Linked DNA regions of Homo sapiens: region 2 is linked to region 1. Evidence: read pairs that join two places in POLR2A ChIA-PET (ENCODE). Cell type or tissue: CD4-positive, alpha-beta T cell. All regions are shown on one strand. Links, peaks and the distances in the headings refer to the core of each region. The heading gives the core; the rest is flanking DNA. Region 1 holds the start of LOC124903388 (a long non-coding RNA gene). Region 2 overlaps PPP2R5C (protein phosphatase 2 regulatory subunit B'gamma).

What was found. ChIA-PET counts read pairs that join two places held together with the same protein. Peaks named below come from ENCODE experiments on the same cell type or tissue, not always from the same donor. Only the 100,000 strongest peaks of a DNase experiment are listed, where the experiment ranks them.
Region 2: POLR2A ChIA-PET joins it to region 1 with 14 read pairs; 18 of 35 experiments call an interaction of 5 or more read pairs at or near these places.

The regions. Positions count from the first base shown.
Region 1 is chr14:101,802,857-101,818,293 of GRCh38, reverse strand. All of the region lies in intron 3 of PPP2R5C (protein phosphatase 2 regulatory subunit B'gamma), which reads right to left. It overlaps LOC124903388 (a long non-coding RNA gene), which reads left to right and starts at 7,304. Exons shown (of 2, transcript XR_007064349.1): 1 at 7,304-8,077. It also overlaps the pseudogene RNU6-790P. RefSeq lists enhancers at 8,005-8,084, 7,676-8,258, 10,008-10,302. In CD4-positive, alpha-beta T cell, for the core only: no CTCF peak of the experiment used is centred there; DNase peaks (open chromatin) are centred at 5,993, 7,223, 7,963, 8,473 and 2 weaker places; H3K4me3 peaks cover 4,849 bases; H3K27ac peaks cover 5,009 bases.
Region 2 is chr14:101,866,485-101,881,921 of GRCh38, reverse strand. All of the region lies in intron 4 of PPP2R5C (protein phosphatase 2 regulatory subunit B'gamma), which reads right to left. Among named protein-coding and RNA genes, the nearest start is that of DYNC1H1, 90 kb to the left of the region's middle. RefSeq lists enhancers at 3,064-3,213, 5,432-5,501 and a silencer at 5,822-5,891. In CD4-positive, alpha-beta T cell, for the core only: no CTCF peak of the experiment used is centred there; DNase peaks (open chromatin) are centred at 2,833 and 5,171; H3K4me3 peaks cover 905 bases; H3K27ac peaks cover 4,467 bases.

The sequences.
Region 1 (15,437 bases), core at 4,254-12,253:
GAGTTAAAGATGAGGAGGGGAGATGTATATAAATGCCAATTTCTTATTTTACTCTAGACTTCACGGACTGGAGCACGGGAACAGAAAGACTGAATAGGGAGCATTAAGTATACTCTGAACTGAGGCCGTGGACATGTGCTTAGGACCATCTTAGCAGGTAACTATACACAATCTATAAGCAGAGCATAGTGCAAACTCCAGAGGTACTGATGATACTAATTTCTTCCAAATGGTGAAATGCCAAGCAAACTGCAAGAGATGAAAAGGCTGGGTAAAAGAGAGAGAGAGAGACAGATGAGCTTTGAGATGAACAAATACAGATAATACAGCTGGAGAAAAAGAAAACAGATTATGGCTAAGTGGCGGGGCCCTAGAGTACCATACGTGACCTACGAAAGAGACAACCACAGACACCATGAGCACTGAGTCTCACGACACTCCAGGCGCCATTTTAAGTTCTTTATGTGCATTCACTTAACTTTCAAAAAACCCCAAAGAGGTAGGTTGTATTATTATTCCCATTTCACGTTCCATTTCTAGAAACAGAGAGTGAGTCACATGCCCTAGACAGTTCAGCTTGCCTGGGGTGGGCGGGGTGGGGGATGGGGGGTGATCTGACCCTGGCGTGTGGCTCCAGGTCCTACCCTCAGCCACCAAACACCCTGCCTCTTAAAGTGCGGAGGAAACTTTGGTTTTATCTTATCTTCTAGTGTGGCTCAAAGGCAGTTACACTCCAAAAGACCAATAAAAATGCCAATAAACATCAAAAACGGTTATGCACCCCAAAAACGCTGTTTTGTCAGATGGTGTGGCCGTCTGTGCAGCTACTGTGAGTTACAACCAGAGGACCAACACTGGCTGGCAAAGACTCAAATATGAAAGGCCACTGCTCATGGCTTAGGAAACAGTAGCTAAGTTATTACATTTTCTTTGTACATTTTTTCCAAAGCAGACCCTTTTTAAAGATATTTCCTTCACCAGAGAATATTGAAATGATAAGAGAGCGAAACAGCCTTATTTTTTAAAAATATATTTCTCATCCTGGGGCAGTGGCTCACGCCTGTAATCCCAGCACTTTGGGAGGCCGAGGCGGGTGGAACACGAGGTCAGGAGATCGAGACAATCCTGGTCAACATGGTGAAACCCTATCTCTATTAAAATACAAAATATTAGCTGGTTGTGGCGGTGGGTGCCTGTAGTCCCAGCTACTTGAGAGGCTGAGGCAGTGGAATTGCTTGAACCCAGGAGGCGGAGGCTGCAGTGAGCTGAGATTGCTCCACTGCACTCCAGCCTGGCAACAGAGCAAGACTCCATCTCAAAAAAAAAAAATATATATACATATATAATATTTTTATATTATATATATTATATAAATATATATATTATATATATATTTATATAATATATATATAATATATATATAAATAAATATATATATTTATTTCTCTCAAACATTATGAAAAAGTTAAAATCTCCATAGAATTTCAATGAATAATTGTATATTGTATATCCCCTCAGCTAGATTCAACAACTGTTCATGCTTTGACATATTTGCTTTTTACCCACTTTTCTCTTTACCATTTAAAGTTGCAGAGATCACGATCCTTCACTTATTAATACTTCATTCTGCATTCCCTAAGAATAAGAAAAGTCCCTTACAAAAGTTGGACACCTTTTTACACCTAGAAAGTTCGCAGTAATTCCACACATCCAACATCATTCTGCACTCCACTTTCTCCAGCTGCCTTCAAAATGTCTCTAATAGGTTTGATTTCACACTTTTTAGAACAAGGATCTGATCTAGATTCACTCACGGTACCTGTTATATCTCTTTAGTCTTTTTTCTTTTTTAAACTAGAAGAGTTTTTGATTTATGTGTAATTCAAGGGCCTCAAATAAAGCCAGACTTCTACCTGCTGTGGGAGTACTGGTTTCCCCCATGCATTTTAGCCAGCGTCTTTCCAAGATGTGAGTGAGAGAAATGATTTATCCCACGTTTAGACCACTTGGCGGTCCTATTTCCAGTGTGACAGGGAGCGGAAACAGCGCCTGAGCAAGGCCTAGAGTGGAGTGGGCACCTGTGTCGCTCTTTCAACCAGCCGCCTTGTGTAAAGTCTGTCACCTTTTTGGTAGTCTTACTCTTGCACTTGGGTATAACGTCTGCTCAGCAGGTTTTTGCCTTGCAGCAAAAGCCATCTCCTATATGTTTTTCATTGAAATACGTTAACTACAGCGTATAGAGGATTGAAAGAAAAATAAAGTACAGCTTCTCATGAGCTTCTCATTCCACTGATGAGGTATTTAGCTAAGAAATACATCAGATAGGCCGGGTGTGGTGGCTCATGCCTACAATCCCAGTACTTTGGGAGGCCAAGGCGGGCGGATCACTTGAGGTCAGGAGTTCGAGAGCAGCCTGGCCATCACGGTGAAACCCTGTCTATACTAAAAATACAAAAAATAGCCGGGCGTGGTGGCATGCACCTGTAATCCCAGCTACTCGGGAGGCTGACGCAGGAGAATCGCTTGAACCTGGGAGGCAGAGGTTGCAGTGAGCCGAGATCACGCCACTGCACCCCAGCCTGGGTGACAAAGCGAGACTCCAACTCAAAAAAGAAATATAGTAGATAGCTATTTCCTGAGTGATCACTCAGAGATAACTTTTAATTTTTAATCCACTGACACTAACTGATGCCTCTACTCTAGGAATAATGCTCAGTGTCACCAGAGAACAAGTTCAACAGGACTGTCCTCGGGATACTCCTGATTTTGTGGAGGAGGTAAGTCAACAGTTACTAGCTGGCAGATTTGGTAAGTGAACTGGGACAGCAGGTAAGATTATCAACTTTCTCCCTGCACACCAAGAACATACGCATGTAAACCTTTAACAAACTCCTATTCAACCCTGAAATGAGTTTTGAACTCCAGACACTCAAATCCATTACCACTGTACAGAAAACAGTAAAAATCAAAAAGTACCTATGAGGTGGGAGCTTTCACCAGCATCTCTCAACACTCTGATGTCTGCAGAGCAAAGAACATGAGCTTTGCTATCAGACTGACTGAGGCTCAAATCTTGTTTCACTACATTCTCTGTGGCCCTGGGCAAGAGGCTCCCTTTTTTCTCCCGGGGGGACAAAAAAGGCAGGGGCGGTAGTGAGTGGGGGAGGGTTATAATGCCTCACAGTGTTGGGCAGATTCAGAGAGAGAACAGAGGTACAGGGTTTCAGCTGTGACCTAGCACACTGAAGGCACTCAACGTATGCTGCTTCTCCTCTGGGACAGCCACCAGCAGCAGCTTCGGGACCTCGTACTTGGTGCTGCCAACAGCCCTGGACTGGACCCTCTAGGCTGGGTGACCTTGGGGAGGAGAAATACTAGGATTGTCCTGCTCACCTGCCAGGCAGGAGTGCTGTGAGGAAGAAGTACATGAGTGTTCACAACAGCTTGTCACAATTGGCAAAGTGCTGTAGGATCCAAAAAGAACCACCTCGCAATTTTATTTGACATATGGAACCAAAAGTTAGGATGTATCCCAAACCACTTTGTCTTTGTGTTTCTGTCTATTCTTTTCCTGGGTTTAAAAACACACACCCTATTCTTGACTAATAACCTTACCTCTATTTTTCTTTCATTCCTCTACACAACATACTTTAATGAGAAAATTTTAGAAGATAGCTTTTGCTGCAAGGCAAAACCTCCTGAGCAGACATTAGACCCAAGCTGGATGGTAAGCTTTTGTTTTTGCCTCTGAGATTGAGAGCGTATGGATGAGGGAGGTGGATGAGAGTGTGTTTATGAGCATAAATGTGTGTGTGTTTAAGGAACAAAAAGGTGTACAGACTTTACACAAACATACCCACCCCTGTTTCCTCAGAGAGTTATCTGTTACTTTGGTTACCTTCCACACCACCAGGAATACGAAAGAAACAACTTCACACCTAGGATACAGGATTGGATACAGGATAGGATATGGGTAAGGTTAAGGCTGTAGTTCTATAAAGTCACTTTGCAGAGAGCTGCAGTTACATAGTAAAGAGATGTTTGTGAAGTAAAAATCTTGAGCTGAGGCACTGTTCAGAGGATCACTGGTTTAATTATTTGAAGAACTGTTTAGTCATCATTCAAACATTTTTCCTTCCTAATTTTAGGGAATAAAGATAACAGGGGGCACCCATTCTCACTAGTACTTACTGACTTCACACCATGCAGGTGTGTTACTAATTTAGCAACCCATGTGCATTATGTATAGCTATTGTTATTATTAATATAGGTTAAGTCACCAGATTTAGCGCAGCAGGAAATGAAAGCCATGGGTTTGAGTTCTGTGCTTGCTTCTTGCATGTTTTTTAATGAGTTTTTATTGGAAAGGTGAAGACCTTCAACAAATTGGTGACTCAGGAAGTACTTGTGAGAAAATAAACTTTTCCATTAGACTTCCACTTCCCAAGAAAAAATGGGTTTACATCAAAAGAATGGTTTGTTCTCCAACATCCCACCAGGCTGGAGCTACTCCTGAGTCTTTCAAGGACAGACTCATCCACTGGATAAGTTTGCTAATGACTAGAACAAGATGAGAGCAGTTAATAACATTCTTGAAGCCCAGAATAAGGGCCAGCTGGAAAAGGCTCAAACTGTGTGCTTCCTCTCTGGCCATTACCATCTTTCCGGCTTGGCTGTCACTGCCTTAAACCTGGCTCCTGAAGTGAGCATGCGCTGCAGGGTGGGAAGTGGGCCCACCCACCACGCCTCACAGCATCACGGCTGGCCCAGCTTCCCAGCACAGGGAGGAGGCACTAGACTGAAGGCCTGCAGGAAACATGCTTTCCTATCCTTAACAGGCAATTCCGAAAGTCAAAGAACAGTCTAGAACAGAGTTGGTGAACTATGGTCCATGGGCCAAATCCAGCCTGTCACCTGTTTGTCAATAAAGCTTTATTGGACCACAGTTATGCCTATTCATTTACTGTCTATGGCTGCTTTCACCCACAAAGCCAAAGCTACTTACAATCTGGTCCTTTTCCAAAAAAGTCGAACAATTCCAGTCTACGACTGTGCTGTCCAATATCCTAGCCACAAGACAGGTGTGTCCACTTAAATTTACAATAACTACAGTTAAAAATTCACTTTCTCAGCTGTATATGTTAAGTGCTCAGCAGTCGCAGGTGACCAGGGGCTGCTGCAGAGGACAGCACAGAACATTTCCACCACAGCAGACAGTTCTCCTGGACACAGCTGAGAGTGAGGATTTATGTCACCAAGCTACATTCACAGCCATCAAGTTCCAGGTGACTCTCCTTCTACAGACAGAAGGGCTTACACTAACTCTCAAAAATATGTCCCTTTCACACTCAAACTTATTAGGATGTGCAAATTCACCATTTTAATCGCAAAGTCCAGACTACTTGGTAGACAATAATGGTCAAAGCGATCGTGACAACAAATCAGGTGATCATTTTCCTTACTTACTTACTTGGTCCCCACCCTGATGGATGGTAAACTGGGAAAGCTGGGCCATAGCCCCTGCTCATATCCACATTAGAACCCTGCCTGGCATGTGGTATGGATCAATAAATATTTGTAAAATGATTAATAAATGAGCCCAAGGTACAAAACTGTTATACAAAAAGAGGCTACCGAGCCAAATAAATGGTAAGGCATTGGGGAAAATACCACTACTGTAATCCTGTAGCAAAATGTTCTTCAAGCAGCCAACATTCCTATTTTAAAATGATTTTTTTAAAAAGATCCAAAACAAAACAACACAACAGTCTGGGTTTGGATTCTGGCTCCACCACTTCCAGGCTGTGTGACCTTGGGTAAGTTATTTCTCCTTCAGTGGGAAAGACCCCTCCTTCCTAAATAAACGGGAAGGACAGCGCATGCCCACCCCATCCGAGTGAGCAGGGTAGCCCAGGGTGCAGCCCTCCTTGGTTCCTTCTGCTCCTGACACCAGCCCCTGCTCTCCCGGGCACCCTGCCGGTGTGTTCTTGCTTTAGCCCTCTCGTGGCAGAGCTCCTATGCTGGGTCTCTCCATTCGCTCCTTTGGGACAGGGGCTGCAACTTAATCACTGTAATGACGCTCAGCACTTGGCACACCGGAGCTGCTCAATGGATGTTAAGCTAAGACTCTAAGGCCCAATAAATAAATCAAATTTTGCTAAATCTCACATTAACATGCTCGCTCCAGAAAAGTCTTTATGAGTAAATCAAGCGTTCTTCAAATTTTGAAGTTAGAAATTACCCCCACTGTTTGAGTCAGAAGTTAGTCTTAGGTCTCCAAAGTTATCCCTTCTTAAAAACTCAAGTCTCTTTCAGGCTAATACACTTCACTGCTTTTTCCCTCCACAATTATACAGCAAGCAACCAACCACCCAACCAACAGCAACAAATACAAACTGGCCATAATAAGGTCTTGGAATTTTAAAAAAAAAATCAATGTGGTTCAAGACACAACGTGAAATGATTCTATTTCAGAATAAGTTCATAATTCAAAAACTGAGTAGTATATTAGGCATCTAATAAAAACCAGAAAACACAAACCAAAAAGATTTATGTTATTTATAAGTGGATACCTTAAAAGTATAAAAATTTACATTTTATATGCAGTTAATTTATCTTACTGCTAACTAGTTCGTTTTTAAGAACTAACTTGGCCAGGTACAGTGGCTCTTACCTGTAATCTTAGCACTTTGGGAGGCGGAGGTGGGAGGATCGCTTGAGCCCAGGAGTTCAAGACCAACCAGGGCAACATGGCAAAACCCCATCTCTACAAAAAATATTAAAAAATTAGCTGGGCATGGTGGTGCGTGCCTGAAGTCTCAGCTACTCAAGAAACTGAGGTGGGAGAATCACCTGAGCTCGGGAGGTGGAGGCTGCAGTGAGCTGTGATCATACCACTGTACTCCAGCCTGGGTGACAAGAGTGAGACCCTGTCTCCCAAAAAACAAACAAAAGCTATCTAACTTAAATCCAAACAATTACATTTTGTTCTTGCCCATTTGGTTCTTGCAGCTAAAATACCTGAATGTTACCTGTAGGCAACCTTTGCTTTTTACTGGGTGCACTACAAAAACAATAAATTCACAGCCTGTCCTACAATTTGGTCATTGAATGCTGATTTCCACCTTCATGAAAGATAGTTTGGAGAGAAAAGCACCACCCATTTTATTCCAGTAGATTGAGTCTGCATGTGCCTGGGTACACCCTAGGATCTGAAAAGTCTGGCCTGGCGTTTTAGTCATAGAGATTATTAGTCACCTAGAAATCTTGCTCCCACCCTTCCTTAAAAGAGATTCTGAGAAACAGTTTTGTTGGGGCACAGCTCTGATACTATAAATTCTAAAGTGATCTGATGAAGCTTAAAATCATTTTTCTATTTCACCCAATTATGACCAAAAAAAAATTCATATATCTTAAAATACCAAGAATAAGTAGGCTACTACCCTGATGCCTGTAGTTCAATATAACCGCTATTAATTACTAGAGTAGTTGTGCTTTTAGGCTAAGTTTTGAAACCAAAATATGCATAAAAAGAAGCAAACTAATTATTAAAACAGTGATCTCTATATACCTTGAAAACTTGTTGCCATTTAAAATTTTAAAAGCCAACTGGCAACACAGAGCCTATTTAAATGCAAAATATTTCCTAATATTCCACGAAAACGCTAACATTTCAAAAATGATGACCCACGATAGATTTCAATATTTCAAAGTGGAGCATATTTCTCTCTCAGGCTCCACGGCAAGAATGAAAACAATCCTTTTAAAGGAAGTTCTTTTCCAATCAATTGTGCATATTTTCTGACTGCAATTCATCTTTAATTCTGAGATGTGTCCTCGACAAAACCTTTGCAGCATTAAGCCACACATATGTAACAGAAACTCTGCGTACGAACAACTTGGCCAGGCGCGACAGGCCCGCCTCTCCTTCCTACCCCCACCCAATACCTTCCCTGGGCAGTGACTTCACATCCTTTGACATCAGCACAGCTTTGAAAGGGGGATGGGAGAGCGAGCAGAAAGCAGAAAAACCAGCTTTGAACTATGCATGCAAGGCCTCTTTCAAGCCTCAAATTCTGTAAGTAGTTCGTAAAATGCCAAACTGCAGTGACACACCCAACCTCCTCTGGTTAAGTCTGCAGCGAAATGGGGTGAATTCTGCTAGAAAGGACTTCCTGCTTTTCTTATCTGAAGCACAATAGCCATTTATTAACTACCCACGGAAGGTTCCGATTCAGTGAAACACACAATAACTTACCTCGAATATGGAGAAGGACCACGGGCTGGAAAGGCCCATTGGAGTTGGCCGCATCCACCACCATCCTGCTGCCCGCTTTATTACATGTCAACATCTAGACTTCAGCGGGAAAGGCAATGGGCTCCTTAAGGCAAGAAACCAGCCTCCATTTTAGTTTAAAAAAAAAAAGACAAACTGAAGCTCTCTGCAGCTGGAGGGAACTGGCTGGTTCGTGATGTCAGCAGGCATGAAGCTCGCTGATTGGCCGGAAGCTGCAACTTAAAATGACACTAAAAAAACTGCAAACGGAAAGAGCGTTCTGTTTGGCTGTCAGTGTGCCTTAAAAGCTGGGATATTTTCCGGCTTTTTGCAGCCTTCGTTTCTCAGTAACTTTTAGGCAAAGATCCCATCTCTTAGGGGGAATACTGGAGGCCACAACCTTGGCCAGACTGTAAACAAATGATTTCGAGGGAGCCACCAAAAAAAAAAAAAAAAAAAAAAAAAAGTGTGTGTATATGTCTGTGTGAACTTTAGCATTTCCCAGTGAGGGATCCCAAATTCATTTTATACCCACCTGTGCAACTTCGACTTGCTAGTTCTAATTAATATCTGCATCTTAGGTAGGATTCTGGCAACCCAGTGTTTTTTTTTTGTTTTTTTTTTTTAACAAATGGTTAAGCAAATATTACACAATTCTAATCCATTAGTTTGGACTCTTATTCAACTTCCCTTACCAATAGGATGAGTTATTAACTTATGATCCCAAACACTTTTTTTCTTGAGATCTATTTTTTCCCTGAAAAAATTAAGCTTAAAAACTTACGTAGAAAATGAAAGCCGCTTTATAAATTCGATAGCTAGAAAGTGACACAAATTGAAATATTTATATCACCTGGCCGTGGGAGTAAGAAAGCAAAAAAATGAAATGGAGCATGTTTATTTTTGTATTGCAAATATGCTGACATATTAAATACCTTTTAAGTTTTAGATATTTTGTTTAAATTTAAAATTAAAGATATTTTCACTTATTTTTATGGGGCTATTAAAAGCTGCTATTCAGATCTAAATTTTCTATCTTCAAATACAGTTAATGTAAAAAGCTATTCCAAGGAGAAAAACATTATTTCTGAATTGGATGGAGTATTGCAGGATCCCATGAGGGGGTGCGGTGAGATGATTCCCTACAAAAATGAGTGTTATTAGTAGTTCCAAATGAAAACGAACTATAAGAAAAGCCTCTTCGGCAGGTGGAACTGAAAAAAATTCCTCCTTTCTTCACACCAACAAGGAAGTTTGTCCAAACCATGGCTCCTCATTTTTAATAGTTTCTCACACAATTCCCCTGCTCTCTTCCCCCCACTTGTGAAGGATACAAAAGCCCTTTAGTTCCTAAACATAATTCACAGTAGAGTAAGAAACACCTGAAATACAGCTAGGGCTCGCAGTTCCAGCTGAGGGTTTAGCGCCAGATACATTCAATGAGTAAGGGAACTGCTACCGCCCTTCAGGGCTGCTAATCAAGTCCTCCCTCACAAGAATGTAGCTTTTATTGTGTGTATCAATAGCAACTAAAATAAATAGATAAAAGCAAACCAAATCCCACCCTTCCCCCTCTTTCCCCAGAGCTGACAGACAGTGCTGGATTCCATGGCCGGCCAGGAGATGATGTGATTTCTAACACAAGTGGGCAGTGGGCACGCACCACCTGAGCAGGCTGCCGGCCTCACACCTGCTCTGACTTTGCTGCTATCTGAACAGCAGAATTAATTTTTTTTTTAAAGAGCACGTGCTTTCAGTTGGGTAAGAGGAATTTAGATCTTAGCTGCCCTCCTGCCTCTAAGCCTTCACTGCTGACCTGTGGGTTGTCTGTCTGGAGGGGATGGCCACCGATCACCAACGACCACTAGGAAGCAGTGTTGATGACTCTCACTGCCCCACACCCCAGCCTCCTCCTCCTCCTCCTCCTCTGAGTGATGCCAGATGAACTCAGACACAATTAGGAACGAGGCGTTCAGGGGCTCAGGAAGGAGCCCAGGAGCAGATGCTTATTGAAGATCTGGGCTTTAAGGAGACAGAGACCTGCCCTCCAATGATTTAATATTTCATACGAGATAAGATGAAAAAATGTGCCTATCCTACAACTGTGCTGATGAGTGGGAATACAGAAATAAGGGGGAAAGGCTCCTAAGAGCTTTATATATAATATACGGAATAGGAGTCAAAGAAACAGTGAAGACACTTTTTGATGTATTTTTCCTAATGATCTCAGATCAAAGGATCTTGCCTTTATTAGTGATTTACCCCACACTCTTTTGAAACCCTATGCATGTAAGTAGTTCTTTAAAGAACCCAAGGCTGATCTGGCCATCATTGATAAAACAGACTCTAAGATAGAAATAAATAAACAAATAATATGAGGGAAGAAAAGAAGACTTGAATAAAGGTAAGGTGTACTTCTGAATTGGAAATATAAAAATATAAATACTGCAGCTATGCTGATAATTTCCCCCCAAACTGATCTACAGGTTTAAAGTATTTCCAATTAAAATTCAGGTGGGCCTCTATTTTTCCAGGTACTTAGCAAAAGTATTCTAAAGTTCACCTGCAAAAAATAAAAGAACAAGAAGAATGAGAACACTACTAATGAGAAAGGCAAGTCCTACCAACTATAAAGCTGTATGAATTAATGACAGTGTGATGGGGCAAAAAAGGCAGATTAATGGAACAGAAGCCACAGCCCCAAACTGAGAAATATGTTGACATAAATGTAATATAATAAAGAGTATATCTCAAATCAGTGGAAGGGGAAGAATTAGATAATTGCTTGGCAATCTTGGGGCAGACAACTGATTAACTATATGCAGAAAAAAGTCAATTTAAGTCTTAACATCATACCAGAATAAAATTTGACGTGGCTTAAACAGTTAAATAAAAATCAATCAAAACCACCCCCCCAAATCCCTATAACTTTTAGAAGAAAGGGAAAGTGAATAATCAATTCTCAAGCAAAAAAATAACATGTAAATACCTCTGAACAAACCCCTCAGGAATAGCGCTCATATTAAAAATGACAAATTTCTGTGGTTTGTTTTTTTGGAGGCAGGGTCCTGCTCTGTCACCCAGGCTGGAGGGAAGTGGTATGATCTCTGCTCACTGCAGCCTCGGCCTCCTGGGCCCAAGTGATCCTCCTGCCTCAGCCTCCTGCAGAGCTGGGACCGCAGGCTTGAATCACCACAACTGCTCATTTTTTTCATTTTCAGTAGAGATGAGGTCTCTACTATGTTGCCCAGAATAGTCTTTTAACTCCTGGGCTCAAGTGATCCTCCAGCCTCAGCCTCCCAAAGTGCTGAGATTGCAGGCATGAGCCACCATGCCCGATCTTAAAATCACAAATTTCTGTATGTTCTCTCCAAAAGCAAGCAAAAGGAAATATAAATGCTATAAATACAAGGAGTTAATAATATTATAATTGATTAAAAAACAATTGTCTAAAAATTGTGCCACTATTTACAATAGCAAAGACTTGGAACCAACCCAAATGCCCATCAATGACAGAATGGATAAAGAAAATGTGGCACATATGTACCATGGAATACTATGCAGCCATAAAAAAGAATGAGTTCATGTCTTTTGTAGGGACATGGATGAAACTGGAAGCCATCATTCTCAGCAAAGTAACACAGGAACAGAAAACCAAACACTAAATGATTTCACTGAGAAGTGGGAGGTGAATAATGAGAACACATGGACACAGGGAGGGGAACATCACACACCAGGACCTGTCGGGGGGTGGGGGACAGGGGGTGGGAGAGCATTTGGACAAATATCTAATGCATGCAGGGCTTAAAACCTAGATGACGGGTTGATAGGTGCAGCAAACCACCATGACACATGTATACCTATGCAACAAACCTGCACGTTCTACACATGTATCCCAGAACTTAAGGTAAAATAAAAACAAAAAAATAAAAATAAAAATTGTGCTAAAATATACATCAACACAAAATGTACCATCTTAACTGTTTTCAGCATACAGTTCTGTGGCATTAAGCACATTCACAGTGTCTTGCAACCCTCACCACCATCCATCCACCGAACTCTTCACCTTGCAAAACTGACACTCTGTCCCCATTAAACAGTAACTTTCCATTCTCCCTCCTTCCAGTGCTGGCAACCATCACTCTACTTTCAGTCTCTATGAACTTGTCTACTCTGGGTACTTCACATAAGGAGATCTTACAGCGTTTGTCCTTTTGGGACTGGCTTATTTCACTCAGCATAATGTCCGCAAGATTCATCCATGTTGTAGCAAGTGCCAAAATTTCCTACCTTCAAAGGGCTGAATGATATTCCATTGGCATACACTGAAGTTGTTTATTCACTCTTCCCTGTTTACGGACATTTGGGTTGCTTCCACCTTTTGTCACTTGTGAATAATGTTGCCATGAACATGGGGCTACAAGTATCTGCTCATGCCTCTGTTTTCAATTCTTTTGGGTGTATATCCAACAAGTGAAATTGCTGGATCATATGGCAGTTCTATTTTTATTTTTTTCCCATTCTATTATTTTTAATTGATGCATAATAGCGATACACAGTTTCAAGGTATATGTGTAATATTTGGAAGAACTGCCATACTGTTTTCCACAGTGGCTGCACCATTTCACATTCCCACTGACAGTGCACAGGGCCGGGTGTGGTGGCTCACACCTGTAATCCCAGCGCTTTCTTTGGGAGGCTGAGGCAGGCAGATCACTTGAGGTCAAGAGTTTGAGACCAGCCTGGCCAACATGGCGAAACCCCATCTTTACTGAAAATACAAAAATTAGCTGGGCCTGGTGGTGCGTGCCTGTAGGCCCAGCTACTCAGGAGGCCGAGGCAGGCTGCAGTGAGCCAAGATCACATCACTGCACTCCAGCCTGGGTGACAGGGCGAGACTCCATCTCAAACAAACAGACCCTAAAAAACAAAAAACAGTGCACAACAATAGTTCCAATTTCTCCACGAGGACATTAACACTTATTTTTTAAAACTTATTTTTAATTTTTATGGGTACATAGTAGGTATATATATTTAAGAGACACAAGAGATGTCTTGATACAGGCATCCAATGTGAAATAAGCTCATCATGGAGAATGGGAATGGGGTATTCATCCCCTCAAGCGTTTATCCTTTGAGTTACAAACAATCCAATTACATTCTTAGTGTTATTTTAAAATGTACAATTAAGTTATTGTTGACTATAGTCACCCTGTTGTGCTATCAAGTGGGTCTTATTTATTCTAACTTTTTTTGTACCCATTGACCATCCCCCCCGCCAACCCCCACTACTACCCTTCCCAGTCTCTGGTAACCATTCTTCTACTCTCTATGTCCATGAGTTCAATTGTTTTGATTTTTAGATCCCATGAATATGTGAGAACATGTGATGTTTGTCTTTCTGTGCTTGGCTTATTTCACTTAACATAAAGATCTCCAGTTCCATCCATGTTGCTGCAGATGACTGGATCTTTCTTTTTCATGGCTGAATAGTACTCTATTGTGTATATATATATATTTTTTATTCATTCATCTGTTGATGGACACTTAGGTTGCTTCCAAACCTTAGCTATTGTCAACAATGCTGCAACAAACATAGGAGTGCAGATATCTCTTTGATATACTCATTTTCTTTCTTTGTGGTATGTACCCAGCAGTGGGACTGCTGAATATATGGTAGCTCAATTTTTAGTTTTTTAAGCAACATCCAAACTGTTCTTTATAGTGGTTGTACTAATTTACATTCCTAACAACAGTGTACGAGGGTTCCCTTTTCCCCACATCCTCTCCAGCATTAGTTATTGCTTGTCTTTTGGATAAGCCATTTTAACTGGTATGAGATGGTATCTCATTGTAGTTTTGATTTGCATTTCTCTAATGATCAATGATGTTGAGCACCTTTTCATAGGCCTGTTTGCCATTTGTCTGTCTTCTGAGAAATGTCTACTCAAATCTTTTGCCCATCTTGTGATCGGATTATTAGTTTTTTTTCCTATAGAGTTGTTTGAGCTCCTTATATATTCTGGTTATTAATCCCTTGTCAGATGAGTAGTTTGCAAGTATTTTCTCCCATTCTGTGGGTCGTCTCTTCACTTTATTGATTGTATCCTTTGCTGTGCAGAAGCTTTTTAGCCTGATGTGATCCCATTTGTCCCTGTTTGCTTTAGTTGCCTGTGCTTGTGGGGTATTGCTCAAGGAATTTTTGCCAAGACCAATGTCCTGCAGATTTTCCCCATTGTTTTCTTGTAGTAGTGTCACAGTCTGAGGTCTTAGATTTTTTTTTTTTTTTGAGATGGAGTCTTGCTCTGCTGTCCAGGCTGGAGTGCAAGTGCAGTGGTGCGATGTCTGCTCGCTGCAACCTCCACCTCCCGGGTTCAAGTGATTCTGCTGCCTCAGCCTCCCAAGTTGCTGGGACTACAGGTGCCCGCCACCACGCCCGGCTGATTTTTTGTATTTTTAGTAGGGACAGGGTTTCACCGTGTTAGCCAGGATGGTCTCAATCGCCTGACCTCGTGATCCACCTGCCTTGGCCTCCCAAAGTGCTGGGATTACAGATGTGAGCCACTGCGCCCGGCCAAGGTCTTAGATTTCTTTAATCCACTTTGATTTGATTTTTGTATATAGTGAGAAAGAGAGGTCTAGTTCCATTCTGCATATGAATATCCAGTTTTCCCAACGCCATTTATTAAAAATATGCAACTGCTTCACGAATTTGCATGTCATCCTTGCGCAGGGGCTGTGCTAATCTCTGTATCATTCCAATTTTAGTTTATGTGCTGCTGAAGCGAGCACTATTTTTATTGTTAGAGACAGGGAGGGTCTTGCTCTGTCACCCAGGCTGGAGTGTAGTGGCATGATCTTGGCTCACTGCAGCCTTGACCCTCTGGGCTCAAGCAATCCTCTCACCTCAGCCTCCCGAGTAGCTGGGACCACAGGCACATGCAACCAGCTAGTTTTTGTATTTTTAGTAGAGATGGAGTTTCACCACGTTGTCCGGGCTGGTCTCAAACTCTTGAGCTCAAGTGATCTGCCTGCCTTTGCTCCTTTTTTTTTTTTTTTTTTTTTTTAAATAGTAGCCATCCTAGTGGGTGTGAAGTATCTCACTGTAATTTTGATTTTCATTTTCCTAATGACAGAGATGTTGAGGATCTTTTCATGCATT
Region 2 (15,437 bases), core at 307-8,306, 68 kb before region 1:
TGACTGTCAAACTTTGAATGACAACCAACACCAACAAAGGCTGATGGCACAGTGATGACTTCTGAGGTCTTATACTATCCAGTGGGTGCAAGACCAAGGAGAATGCTCAAAATGAGAGTAAGAAAGGGATGAGATGACGAAAGACGCAGCAGAGATTCACAGCTGAAAATGCTGGAAATGGCAAGGGCTGCGTCACGCAGGGAGGACCCGTGTGACAATGGCACCAACATCCTCTGCAATCCGCAACGATGAGGAAAGCAACAGTCAGAGTGGGACGACCTTTGAGTCGGCAGCTAAGATCATTTCCAGAGAAAGGACTGCTCAGGGGCACAGAGGATCGGTAGGGGCAGCATGGCTGTGCGCCCAGGCATGGGCTGTTAGATTTCTCTCAGTCTGTTTGGACTTGTATAACACATACTGACAGATCAGTGACATAAACAGAAAAGATTACTGTTTCCATGTCATACATTTATAACCTATTTTTATTTTGTACTAAATCTATGTATTTATTTATTTATTTTTGAGGTGACGTCTCCCTCTGCGGCCCAGGTTGGAGTGTAGTGGTGCGAACTCGACTCATCACAACCTCTGCCTCCCGGGTTCAAGTGATTCTTGTGCCTCAGCCTCCCGAGTAGCTAGAATTACAGGCGTGCACCACCATGCCTGGCTAATTTTTGTATTTTTAGTAGAGATGGGATTTCACCACGGTTTCACCATGTTGGCCAGGCCAGTCTCAAACTCCTGACCTCAAGTGATCCGCTCCCCTCAGCCTCCCAAAGTGCTGGGATTACAGGCGTGAGTCACCATGCCCAACCCTCTTTTATACTAAGTCTAAATATGATTGGTTACCTTATTGAATCTCTGAACGGATCGTATGCCAGTTATATAACTGGGTTCTGGTGAATGGCTCTTATAGGTGATCACAACCCCAGTCCCACCACTCTCAGAAGCACAAAATCAAAACCTTTGACATAAAAGATTAAAATCTGACTCTACGATAACAACGAGAAGATGTTTCTAGAGAGTCCAGGGCAAACTTGGCTGGCTTTAGATACCCAGTCTTGTAAAGACCAAGCTAATACTCAATGTCACCACTGCTGTTTCTTCCCTTTTCTTTTTTCCTCTTAAAGACAGGGCATCTCTCTGCTGCCCAGGCTGGAGTACAGTGGCCATCATCGCTCACTGCAGCCTCCAACTCCTGGGTTCACACGATCCTCCTGCCCCAGCCTCCCAAGTAGCTGGGACTACCAGCACGCACCACCATGCTCTGCTAATTTTATTTATTTTTTGCAGAGACAAGAACTCGCTACGTTGCCCATGCTGGTCTCAAACTCCTGGGCTTAAGCAATCCTCCTGCCTCGGCCTCCCAAAGTACTGGAATTAGAGGCGTGAGCCACCGCACCTGCCTGTTTCTTCCCTTCTTTACTGGTATTGATACTGAACTCCAAACCTTAATATCATTTTTCAGAAAGTCATCAGCTATAAAAGCTCTGAGCATCAAGCATCTGAGTATCAAGCATCTGAGCTTGTTCTCTGTGTCATCTGAGAGGGGAGCTGACGTAAAGACCAACTGTAATGGCCTTCACGGATACTGTAGAAACGCAGGGATGAAAAAAGGGGCTGAAAAGCCAGGAACAACTAATTAAAAAACACTTCTAGTAAAAGTATGAGTAATGTTCCTAAGACATAGGTACAAAGACAAAAGTTTGCAATCTAAAACCGAGAGTTAACCTGACTCTCACTGGTGTTATAATTTCTGGCAATGTCTACTCTCCAGGGACTGTCCCCTCCTCTGTGAAGCTAGTGTGTGTATAGGGCACTGCAAGGAGCCTCCCAAAGAACGGTGATTGACAGGTGGACGGCCCTGCCTCAGTTGCTGGCCCACAGGCACTCGGCGCAGACAGGGGTCTAGTCTGCCCCTCCTGGCACCCTGACCCCAAAGCCCACAGACGTGAACAAGCAGATGCTAAAAGCTCAACTATTAAGGAAAGGCCACACACACACACACTTTGGGCAGGCCGCCATGTCCTCCCAGGGTCCTGTCATTAGCAGCCACTGCTGAAGCTCTCCATAACTTCCAGGGCCATGAAGGGCAGAGAAAGGAAAGTCTGAATTGAGTCTTTAGCTCCTACGGGGAGTGTGGCATTCGTGAACTGGGGTTTCTACCCTCTCTCTCAAAGCCAAGAGACTGGGGTGAGGGTCCAGTCACCCACAGGACAGGGTCACCTTCAGGAAAGGGAGATGGCACTTTGTTCTTCGGTGGGTTAGAGCTGTGGGCCCGGCCTGGTGCCGACAGGGGCAGAGCACAGTGTGGGGAGGGCAGAGCCTGGGCACGAACTCTGGGTGGCAGAGGAATCTGTGAACAGGACTATGCCTGGCAGGAGACTCTGGGAACAGCCTGTGACATCAGGGCCTGAGGAACCATGGCGCCTGGAAGGAAAGCACGGTCACTGCTTCCGAGGTTTCTGGGGCTGCCCATCAGGGATACAGAGGCCAGAGCAGGAGCCGTAGGGCCACGCCGCCCAGGAAGCTGCCAAGGGAGAGAGGGGTCAGCTCACCCAGAGACGAGGCTGTAGGTCTTGGGGGAGAGGAAACAGCCGTCCCTCTGGAAGAGGCCTGCTGCCCAAGAGTCACAGACATGCCACAGAGGAAGAGACCACCATTCTGGCCGAGGCCACAGGGAGCAACTGAGCAGAACAGGCAGCTGCCCTTCCCCTCTGCTCTGGGTTCTGCTCAAAGCCCCGGGGGAGGGCGGGCAAGAGGGGCTCGGAGCCACCCTTGCTTCCCCTCCTCTCCCACAGCATGTCCCTCCCTGGCCAGGCTGCCTGGGGTGCGGCTTAGATGCCATTTGCAGAGGGTCTGAGATGAAAGCTTTAACCTAGATTGGATTTCTGTGACCAGGGATGACTAAGAAGTTAACCAACTTGCCTAAGATGTTATTTAGGCACAGGAAAGTGTGATTTCACCCATCGTGGTTAAAGGCGATAACTGAAAAAAAGTAAAATGTCCCCGACTGTGCCAGCTGGCCGTATGTGTCAACCCGGCTAGGCCACAGTGCCCAGCTGTCCAAACACTGCTGTGGGTGTTCCTGTGAAGGCATTTTATAGATGTGGTTAACACCTATAATCAATGGACTTCAAGTAGCGATCACTCTTGAGAATGTGGGGGCTTCAACCAGTCAGCTGAGAGGCCTGTGAGACCCAAACTGCAGCTTCTCTGAGGAGAGTCCACCTGCGGCCTGCAGTGTCCACCACGGCCAAGTCTCGTGCCCGCTGCCTGTCCACGGAGTCCAGACCTGCCCGCTGGACTCACCCACTGCAGAAGGCAAGTCCTTGAGATCTCAATCTCTGTCTCTCCTGCTGTTTCTCTGCACAGCCCTGACTGAGGCACCCAGTCAGCTGAGATTCCTAAGTAAACTGGTGGTTTCTACTAGCAGGAAAGCTAGTGATTAGGGTTTCCAGTTGAAGCTCTCCCGCACAGTGACAGTCAGCCCAGCAGCTAGGCCCCGTCTCAAACACCTGCACACTCACTGAATCCTTGATGCTGAGCTGAGGGCCTGCAAGGTGACTCAGATGGCTTGCTCTGAACACAATGTCCTCTTTTCAGTGTCTGTCATGGACTCAATGCTTGTGGCCTCCCTTCCTCACATTCATGTTAAAGACCTAAACCCTGGTGTGGCTGGATTTGGAGATGGGTCCTCAGAGAAAATAATGAAGGGTGAATGAAGTCATAAGTGGGGCCTTGGCCCTCCAGGATTAGTGTCTTTGTAAGGAGGGATGGTAGAAGGCTCACACTCGCCTTCTCTGCACTTGCTCGGAGCAAAGGCCATGGGAGGGCACAGTGGCCGTCTGCAAGCCAGAAAAGGCCCTCAGCAGGGAACAAACCCTGCTACACCCTTGAGTTTAGACTTTCCAGCCTCTAGAATGGAGAGAAGACACATTTCTGTGGTTTAAGCCACCAGCCTGTGGTATTTTCTTACGGCAGCCTGAGCAGACTGATACAGCGTCCTTGACTGATGACCGACCTAGGTCCGGGAAGGTTCATTCCAGGCCAATTCTGATTGATTGAAAGTCATTTCTCATGTGTAAGGAAAAAAACTTGCACTCCTAACTTCTACACACCTTTCTTACCACATTACATTGCATTAATTTAGTGCATATCTCTAGAAAAGGTTAAGTAAAAAGTAATACTGGGGCGGGGGGAAGGAACAGAGGGCCAACGGTCTATCACCTCAAATTCTTCTTGGGTTTCTGACCTAGCAACATTTCTTAACACAAAAGCTGCAGGGGCGAATCAGGGGCAGGAGCCCCAGGTACAGAAACCTGGGGTGCTGATGTCTGTGTGCAAATGTCACTGCCATGCTACCTGGATGCATGGATCCGGTCTGAGGAAACAGAGAAGACATCAACGTTATGCAGTGAACACCAAAGAAGCTCTGAGGTCTAAGGAGTCCCGGGTCTTCTGGGCAGCACACAGGGTCACTGTGATCTCTCAAATGAGACCTACGGATCCAGCGCACACCCAGAGGCACAGACGCAGAATCACGCTGCCCAACAAAGGCAGCACAGCCTCATGGAAACAGTCTCTCTACACCCTCTTCCCACCTAGAAGAAGGACCTCAGACCAAACAGCCTGCCTGAGCCTCAATTTTCTCCTCCATTGGAAAGGGTAAAGGCCAGGCGCGGTGACTCATGCCTGTAATCCCAGCACTTTGGGAGGCCGAGGCGGGTGGATCACTTGAGGTCAAGAGTTCAAGAGCAGCCTAGCCAACATGGTGAAACCCCATCTCCACTAAAAATACAAAACTTAGCTGGGTGTGGTGGTGGGTGCCTGTAATCCCAGCTACTCGGGAGGCTGAGGCAGGAGAATCACTTGAATCTGGGAGGTGGAAGTTGCAGTGAACCGAGATTGCACCACTGCACTCCAGCCTGGGCAATAGAGTGAGACTCCATCTCAAAAAAAAAAAAAAAAAAAAAAAAAAGCGTAAATCCTTTTTTTATTTTTTGCATTGGGCTGTGGTGAGAATCACAGAAAACACATGCAACAGCACTTACTAAATGGGAAAACATTATGCACGAACAGTTAGCATTACACAGCACTTCCCAAACGTTTCTGACTGTTTGACCTCCACATGAAAATAATGGCACGCACGTGAGTGCATACGTATGTCTGCATGTGATTCACACGGCCCCATCTGTGCCAGGACCGTCTCTGGTTAATATCAGGAAGCACCTGCTTCTGCTGCCTCCCTGACACTTCCACTTTCAGTACTTACATCAGTCCTGCAGATGTTCTCCAAATTGCTAAATTTATTAAATTAGATGTAAACTAGAATGGCCCAAGAAGCAACTTTACGGAAAATTCTTACAATTCAGCAATATCATGCAGCCTTTCTGTATGTGTTATCATTCATTACCAATGAGTGAATATTTATGCCGTAACATAACTGCAGCAGTGTAACATATAAAAATTTTAAGACATGAAGGGATACATTAAAAAAAAAAACCGCTGACAGTCTAACTTTAGAGGCAACAGGAAAGAAAGGTTTGATTATTTACAGTTCTCTGTTCAAAACCACAAGGGTTATTCTGTTATTTATTCTCTGTTTTATTCATGTCAACAGGATTTATAACAGATGAATCCATCAAAGGCCAAATTACAGTTACTGCAGAACACTTCCTCCTGTGATGGAACTGTTAGGTTCTACGAGTCATATTGCTAAGAGATACATTTCTGGGAAGGGCAGAAAGTGTTAAGCCCCTTCGCAATATATATATATTTAAGTACAAAATTGTCATTTGTTTGCAAATGATATAGCTGGAAAACAGAAGCAACAGACAGACCATCACAACTAGACTACCACATGCAAATATCAAAAATATGAAACCAACAGCAACCACCTTTCCACTAACAATTAAGCAAATACAAAAAAGAAACAGAGACGAAGACTCCAGCTACCCAGACACAAAAACTACAAAGTGCCTGGGAATTACTGACCTAGTTACAAGGCCTTGATGGAGAAAGCAGAAAACTCTAATAAAAGGCACTGAAGAATGCCCGAAAAAACGGAGGAACCTTTGATGTGGAATGAGATCATATTACAAAGATGGAACTTCGCAGAGCAATGTATAAAGCAGACACAATCTTAAACTGAATTTTTGATGAACTCAATGAACTTAACCTAAAATTTAGGTAGAATAGTAAAAATCGTAGTAGCAGTCTTAAAGGGAGATACTACCCCTTTCCCCATTTGTAAAGTGAGTTTGAATCTGCTTTCATGGCACCAGAACTCAGCTATCATCTAGAGAACATAAATGCACAGCAATCCCAGCACCTACCACTGTGCCTGGCACCTAGGAGGTCCTCAAACACTTGCTGAGAGTAAATGGATCCTGGGAAAAGCACGCATCAGTCACCTTATTAACTGCAACACCAATTAATTACCTGGAAACTGTGAAAAATGTCTCATTAAACCTTTACGTCTCAGCTGCAAAATAATTACAGTCCTAATTGGGCCCCTAATTTTAAGCTCTTCTATGATGCTGTACATTTTCTTTGGAATATTTATCTCAAGTATGACTGGGTGGCCGGGAAGTCCTTGGTTTAATATCTTCCTGCTGGCCCTGGCACACAATGAGTGCTCGGCAGTGAAGAGAGGTAAGGGAGAGCAGAGCCTTCTTCCCACAAATCTACCTCGCGCTTCCTCCACAGCAAGAGCTGCTTTCAAAGAATCGATTTCACCTCCAAATAGATGCCATGATGTGACAGTCAAGAAAAGAACCACAACATTGAAAATTCTTACTTTGAATAACTTGCTATTTTTACAATCTATTCAAATATGTTCCTAAATAGCAGTTAAAGATATGGAAATAAAAACTTACGGGCTAGGCGCGGTGGCTCACCCCTGTAATCCCAGCACTTTGGGAGGCTGAGGCGGGCAGGTCACCTGAGGTTAGGAGCTCAAGACCAGCCTGGCCAACATGGCAAAACCCTGTCTCTACTAAAAATACAAAAATTAGCCAAGTATGGTGGCACAGGCCTGTAATCCCAGCTACTCTGGAGGCTGGGGCAGGAGAATCGCTTGAACTTGGGAGGTGGAGGTTGCAGTGAGCTGAGATCGTGCCACTGCACTCCAGCCTGGGCGACAGAGCAAGACTCTGTCTCAAATTAAAAAAAAAACAAACAACTTACAAACCTTTGTAGAATACTTAATAAAGGAAATTTAGTCTAAACTTTTCAAACAATGAATATTTTAATTTTCTACAGTTTCATAACAAGATCATCTTCAGATAAGCATGAAAATAAATCATTTACAGTTATGTGCATGAGTTTATATTTTTTGAGTTTAGAATATTTATACATAAGAAATAATTCATAATACTTATAATTCAATTCAACTAGTGTCATTTAAAGATAACACTGGATTTGGAAGTGCTCTTAAGTTATTTACTCTGGGCCAAAGATTAGTTTCGTATAGATTCTGAATGATGTATTCCCAATGTTTTTATTACGAAAAATTTCAATGCAATAAAGTTGAAAGAATTTTATAGCGAACAGCTATCATCTAGATTTTACCATTAGCATTCTAATATATTTGCTTTATCATGTATTCTGATTTCTTTTTGCAGTAAGGTATGAGAAAGTTTAGTAATGCTTTAGCATAGCAGAACAACATACTCTCTATCCAACGTGATATAAATCAACTGAGAAGGGAAGTTTCAGAGCTAAACTCCTTATCACTTCCCAGTCATGTATGCACAGCCATTTCCCCTAACCCCAAATGACGTATGAAATTATGGCATTATAAATTATGCAAACAGTCTTTCATTTTTATAATAATTGCTAGATCCCCTGGGTGGACGGAGTTAAGTGTTTATTGAGTATCTATTATAAATGAAGCAGACTTATGCTTCCAGATGAGATGGAGTAACAAGGATGAGGTTTATGCTACTGCCTGAAACAACCAAATATTTGGGCAAAAATATATAAAATTACGGTTTTCAAGACACTGGATTTCAGACAACGAAGGATAAGGACAGTGATCCCTGAGATGGGAACAAGTGAGGCACGTCCCACACCGCCCCAGGCTCCTGCCTTGATAGATTTTTAGGTTGTAGTATAGGCAGAAAGAACCCAGGTGGGACCCAGGATTCAAACTGGATTAGAATTTGCAAGGCAGAGTTCCACAGGGGAGACAGCTGCACACAGAGAAGAACTACAGTGATTTATTTGTAGAGGTCACTCAACTATTCAGCAGAGTACAGATCAGCATATTTGTGTGAGAAAACTACCAGAGGTTGGGAAAAGAACCACCTGAAAGGATTAGTGAGAACCCAGTACTTGTTCGGGGCTGGGAACAGTGTCTGTTCCCACCAACCAGATGGGAAAAATTCATAATCCATAGGGCACTGGCTTCCTAATCAGAAAGGTCTCAGTGGTGGAGAATAATTAGCTCTGGTTTTAATATAACTGTTCCTGCCTAAAACATCTGAAAAAGCAAGAACTGAAAGGATCAAACTATTTCCAAGTAACTTAATTGCATCCCCAAACAAATCTCAAGAACATGAATAGAGATATAGCACTCAACAAAGCAAAATTCACAATGTCAGACATCCAATTAAAAATTACCAGACACGCAAAGAAGCAGGAGAAGGATTTATAATGAGAAGAAAAACCAGTCAACTGAACTAAACTGAAATGACACAAATGTTAGAATTGGCAGACAAGGACATGAATACAGTATTGTGTCCAAAAAGTTAGGTGGACGTGAAAGATATTTTAAAAAGACACAAATCAAACCACTAGAGATGACAACAACAATATGTACCCACAGATCTCTAATTGCTTAAGTAAATTTGCTCACTTAATTAAAAAAAATGTGTGAAATGAAAAATTTACTGTAATAAAAATTAACAGAATAGACATGGCAGAAAAGATTAAAGAAGTTGAAGAAAGCAAAGGAAACTATCCAAATGTTACACAGAAAAAAAAAAAAGAATTAAGAGAAATAGAGCATCAGCATCAACTCTAAGAAGCCTAATACACGTTATTGGGATCCCTAAAGGAGAGAAAGGGTCATGGGACAGAAAAAAATATTTGAAGAGACAATTTCTCAAACTGATGAAAATTATAAACAAACTCTAAACACAGGCAAAATGAAGGAAACCATGCCAAGGCCCATCATAATCAAATGACTTAAAAAGAGACAACTGTGAAAGCTCCCAGAGGGGGAAAGGGTACATTATGTCCAAAGGAACAAAGAAAAGAATGGCAGGAGACATCTCATCAGAAATAATGCAAGCAAGACAACAGGCGAGCAAAAGTTTTTCAAGGATAAAACGGTCGACACGGAATTCTATACCAGCAAGCAGATCTTTCAAAACTGAAGGCAAGACCAGGCTCACCCCTGTACTCTCAGTACTTTGGGAGGCCAAGATGAAAGGACTGCTTGAGCCCAGGAGTTTGAGACCAGCTTAGGCAACCTAGTGAGACCCTGTCTCCACAAAAAGTAAAAAAATTAGCTGGACATGGTGGCATGTGCCTGTCATCCCAGCTACTGGGGCAGAGTTGGGGTTGGGGTGTGAGGTGGGAGGACTGATTGAGCCTGGAAGTCAAAGCTGCAGTGAGCCGTGATTGCACCACTATACACTGGCCTGGGTAACAGAGCAAGACCCTGTCTCAAAAAAAAAAAAAAAAAAAAAAGGCAAAAGAAAAGAAAGGCTTTTGCAGATACACGAAAGCTAAAAGAATTCATCATCAGTAGACCTGTGCTATAAGAAATATTAAGACAGTCCTTCAAGCAGAAGGTAATTGATATCAGATGGGTATCTGAATCTACACAAAGGAATGATGAACACTGAAAATTGTAACTATCTGGGTAAATATAAAAGATTTTTAATACCCGAAAACTTAAAGTATAATAAAAAAAGATTTTTAAAAATCACTTAAATTTCTTTAAAACAAAAATAATAAGATATTGAGGGGTTTATGTATGATAATAGCGGAAAGGCTGGGAGAGGAGAAATAGAAGTATACTGTTGTAAATGTCTTATATTCTATATGAAATAGTATGTTATCGCTTGAAGGTAGATTGTGATAAGTTAAAGGTGTGTTCTAGAAAAGACTAACAATTAAAATCAAACAATATGGAGTTATCATAAAGAAGCCAACAAATGAGATAGAAGGGAATCATAAAAAGTACTCAATTGATCCAAAAGAATGCAGACAAAGAAGAGAAACGATAAACAGGTGGGACAAATAGAAAAAAAATAGGAAGGTGGTACATTTAAACCCAAGTACATTCATAATCACATGAAAAATAAATGGTTTCAACACCCTGAAAGACAGGGATTGTCTGACTGAATAAAAAAGCAAGACTCAGCCGGGCACAGTGGTTCACGCCTGTAATCCCAGCACTTTGGGAGGCCGAGGAGGGCAGATCACGAGATCAGGAGATCGAGACCATCCTGGCTAACATGGTGAGAAACCCCGTCTCTGCTAAAAATACAAAATTAGCCGGGTGTGGTGGTGGGCGCCTGTAGTCCCAGCTACTTGGGGGAGGCTGAGGCAGGAGAATGGCATGAACCCGGGAGGCGGAGCTTGCAGTGAGCAGAGATTGTGCCACTGCACTCCAGCCTGGGTGACAGAGCGAGACTCTGTCTCAAAACAACAACAACAACAACAACAACAACAAAAACCAAAACAAAAAAAAACCAAGACTCAACAATACGCTATCTACCATACACCCACTTTACGTATAAAGATACGAACTGATCAAAAGTAAAAGGGAAGAAAAAGACATACCATGCCAACACTAGTCAGAAGAGCGCTGGAATGGCTATATTAAGGTGAGACGGAGTGGATTTCAGAGCAAATAATATTACCAGCAATACAGTCATATCTATCATGGTAAAAGAGTTAATTCACCAAGAGGGGATATACACTGAATATTTATATGAATATATATAACATGAAGCAAAACCTGATATAATTACAACAAGACAATAAACAATTACAAATGGGAAATAAACAGATCTATTTACAATGACAACCAAAAACCAAAATACTAATTTACGAGTCTAAGAAGATATTTATAGCATCTGTTTGCTGACAACTACAAAACAAGAAGACCAAAATGGGGAGACATGCTGTGTACATAGGCTGCAAAGCTCACACTGTTAAGAGGTCAATGGTCTCCAAGTCTACATGTTCACTGCATGCAGTAAACCCCTGGAGAATATTTTGTAGATAACAAGCTGATTTTAAAATTTATATGGAAAGGTAAAATAACTAGAATAGTCAAAACAATTTTCAAAAAGAAGAAAGAGGTTATAGCAGTCACACAACCTGATCTCAAAATTTACTATCAAGTACTGTACTGAAGACAGTGTGAGACTGGCAAACAGAGATACACAAACACGCGACAGGACAGAGTCCAGAAGAAGACTCACAACATGCTCAACTGATTTTTGACAAAGGAACAAAAGCAGTTCAATGGATATTCATCAGTCTTTTCAACAAACAGAACAATTGGAAATCCATACGCCAAAGAACGAACTGCAGACAAAATGGATCACAGACCTACATGTAAAATGTGAAACGATGAAGAAAATATAGGAGAAAAATCTTTGTGAGCTTAGGTTTGGCAGACTTCTTAGATATGCTACCAAAAGCACTACTGATAAAGGACAAATCCTAAGTTGGACTTTATCTCAATTAAACATTTTTGCTCTGTACAAGACACTTAAGAACAAAAAAAAAGACAAGCTACAGACTGAGAGAAAATATTTGCAAATCATGTATCTCGCAAAAAATCTGTACCCAGATATGTAAAGAAGTCTCAAAACTCAAAACTCAAAAAAAAAAAAAAAAAAAAAAAAAAGCCCAATTGAAAAACAGGCAAACAATTGGAACAGACAATTCACCAATGAAGATATACAAACGACAAAAAGCGCAGGGAAAAAATGCTTGGGCCAGGTGTGGTGGCTCACGCCTGGAATCCCAGCACCTTCATAGGCTGAGGCAGGGGGATCACTTGAGCTCAGGAGTTCGAGACCAGCTTGGGCAACACAGTGAGACCTTGTCTCTACTAAAAATACAAAAATGAGGTGGGTGTGATGGGCGCTTGCAGTCCCAGCTACTCAGGAGGCTGAGGTGAGAGGATCACCTGAGCCTGGGAGGTGGAGGCTGCAGTGAGCCATGATTGAGCCACTGCACTCCAGCCTGGCTGGCAGAGCGAGACCCTGTCTCCAAAAAACAAACAAACAAGCCTGGCATAATTAGTCATTAAGGAAATGCAAATTAAAATCAAAATGAGATAAAAGGACTGATGACACCAAATATTGACAAAGATACGGGAGGCATGAGAACTCACGCACTGTTGGGGGAATCACACGGGGCAGCCACTTTGGAAAACGGTTTGGCAGTTCCTTAGAAAGCTCAACACACACTTACCATTCACCTAGCGATTGCATCCCTATGTGTTTACCCAAGTTAAATAAAAGCTTATGTCTAAAATCGGTATGTAAGTATTTATAAAAGTTTTATTGCTCCAAATAAAACTGGAAACACCTCAAATATCCCTCCATAGGAAATGGATAAGCAAATGGTGTTACTTTTATATAATGAGACAACACTGAGAAGGAAAAGGAACAAACTGTGTGACAACATGGACGAATGTCCAATGCATCAAGCTAAGCGAAAGAAGCTAGACCCAAAGGCTATACACTGAATCCATTTCTATGGAGTTTCCATTCTGGAAAAGACAAAATGATGTGATAGAGAACAGACTAGTGAGGGGCAGAGAGAAAGGAAGGGGAAGGCTCTGACTACAAAGTGAGCATAAAGCCATGTTTCTGGAGGCTGAAGAAACTGTTCTTCTACTCGGGAGGCTGAGGCAGAAGAATCACTTGAACACAGGAGGCGGAGGTTGCAGTGAGCTGATATGGTGCCACTGCACTCCAGCCAGGCAACAGAGACTCCGTCTCAAAAACAAACAAACAAACAAACAAACAAAACCAAAAGAAACTGTTCTATATCCTGACTGTGGTGCGGAAGACGTGACTATACACATTTATCAAAGTTCCGAGAACTGGCCACAAGAAAGAGTGAATTTCACTATATGTAAATAAAAAATTAATTTAAAAAAAGTTATGGAAAGATATTCACTAGGTCATAAGTTCCCAAAACTTCTTGGTTCACAATGCCCTTGGTGTCTTAGTAATTTCTTCACTGCACCCCTAGACCAAAAGAAATACCTAACAAGTTTGGACATCTGAAAACACCCAGCTTTACTGAGATATAATTTATATACAATTAAATGTACATATTTAAAGTGTAAAATTTGATATTTAACATATGCATATATCTGTGAAACAATCATATAATCAGATAATGAACATACTCATCATCCCAAAAGTTTCTCAGCAGCCTTCTGAAAATACAATAAACATGAATTGGCTGATTGGAGGTAGAGATGGGTAGAACTGGGGAGGGGTGAAGTAGGAAAAAGATTAACTTTTTAAAATGCTTTCGTATTTGTTTCATTTGTTATCACATAAGCATGTATTTCTTTTATAATTTAAAAACATCAAAGGAAAATCTCAAAATCGTAAGAACAAACAAACCTCTAAAAAACAGCTTACTGATATTTAAAGTAGAAAAATCATTCTCTGGATTTCAAAAAGTACTTGGGAATGCATGATTTAAATCCTCACTTGAAATAAATTTGACTGCAACTCCATTGGTCAATGTACTATCCCTCTTAATTCAACACATTCTTTCCTCTCCCAAACTATCATCACCCTTATAGCAAGTAAAACTTTCCAGAACACACTGTAAATATCAGCTATAAAAATAGAAGAAGGAACGTGCCCCACATCAGTCCCTAAGTGAAGCACAGGACACCCATCTGGGGGTGCAGGGTGTGAGACCTCCCCCAGGACCCGGCCAACAGATCCTAAGAACACTCTCATGCCCATAAAACGTGTAAGTCAACATCAAATCACTTACAGACAGTGCGGATTAAAATAATGTGATCAACTAGTTTTCCCTGGAAACCAACAAGAGTCCTGATAAAAACAGTACTATATTACATACGGATAGCTTGTTTTTATTTTATCTTTTTAATTAATTAATTAATTTTTTTGATGGAATCTTGCTCTGTCGCTCAGGCTGGAGTGCAGTGGTGCAATCTTGGCTCACTGCAACCTCCACCTCCAGGGTTCCAGCAATCCTTCTGCCTCAGCCTCCCGAGTAGCTGGGACTACAGGTGCCCGCCACCATGCCTGGCTAATTTTCATATTTTTAGTAGAGATGAGGTTACACCATACTGGTCAGGCTGGTCTCGAGCTCCTGACCTCAGGTGATCCACCTGCCTCGGCTTCCCAAAGTGCTGGGATTACAGGCATGAGCTACCGCGCCTGGCCGCTTGTTTTTATTTTTAAGAAAGAAAAATATCTTTACTGGTTTTTGATGATGACAAATGTGGTACATAATTATTAATTTTTTTTTTTGAGGCAGAGTCTTGCTCTGTTGCCCAGGTAGGAGTGCAGTGGCACAATCATACCTCATTGCAGCCTTAAGCTCCTGAGCTCAAACAAGCCTCCCACCTCAGCCCCGACCGAGTAGCTAGGCATATAGGTGCAGGCGTGCGCCACCACACCCAGCTATTAAAAAACTTTCTCTTTCTTCTTGCTTTTTTTTTTTTGACAGAGTCTCGCTCTGTCGCCCAGGCTGGAGTACAGTTGCATGATCTCAGCTTACTGCAACCTCTGCCTCCTGGGTTCAAGCAATTCTCTTGCCTCAGCCTCCCGAGTAGCTGAGATTACAGGCATGCGCCACCACGCCTGGCTAATTTTTGTAATTTTAGTAGAGACAGGGTTCCACCACGTTGGCCAGGCTGCTCTTGAACTCCTAACTTCAGGTGATCTGTCCGCTTCAGCCTCCCAAAGTGCTGGGATTACAGGTGTGAGCCACCGTGCCCGGCCTAAAAAAATTTTTTTTGTAGACACAAGGTCTTGCTACGTTGCCCAGGCTGGTCTCCAACTCCTGATCTCAAGTGATCCTCCTGCCCTGGCCTCCCAAAGTTGGATTATAGGCATGAGCCACTGTGCCTGGCCCATTCTGAATTTTTTTAAAAATTACAAAAGTGTATAGTAAAAGGGAAAAATTAATGATACCACCCAAAGACACCTACTATTAACAGTTTGTACTATATTCCTTCAGCTTTTTTATTTATTTATTTATTTTTTTGAGACGGAGTCTTGCTCTGTCCGTCAGGTTGGAGCACAGTAGCGTGATCTTGGCTCACTGCAACCTCCGCCTCCAGGGTTTAAGCGATTCTCCTGCCTCAGCCTCCCAAGTAGCTGGGATTACAGGTGTGCAACACCATGCCCAGCTAATTTTTGTATTTTTAGTAGAGATGGGGTTTCACCATG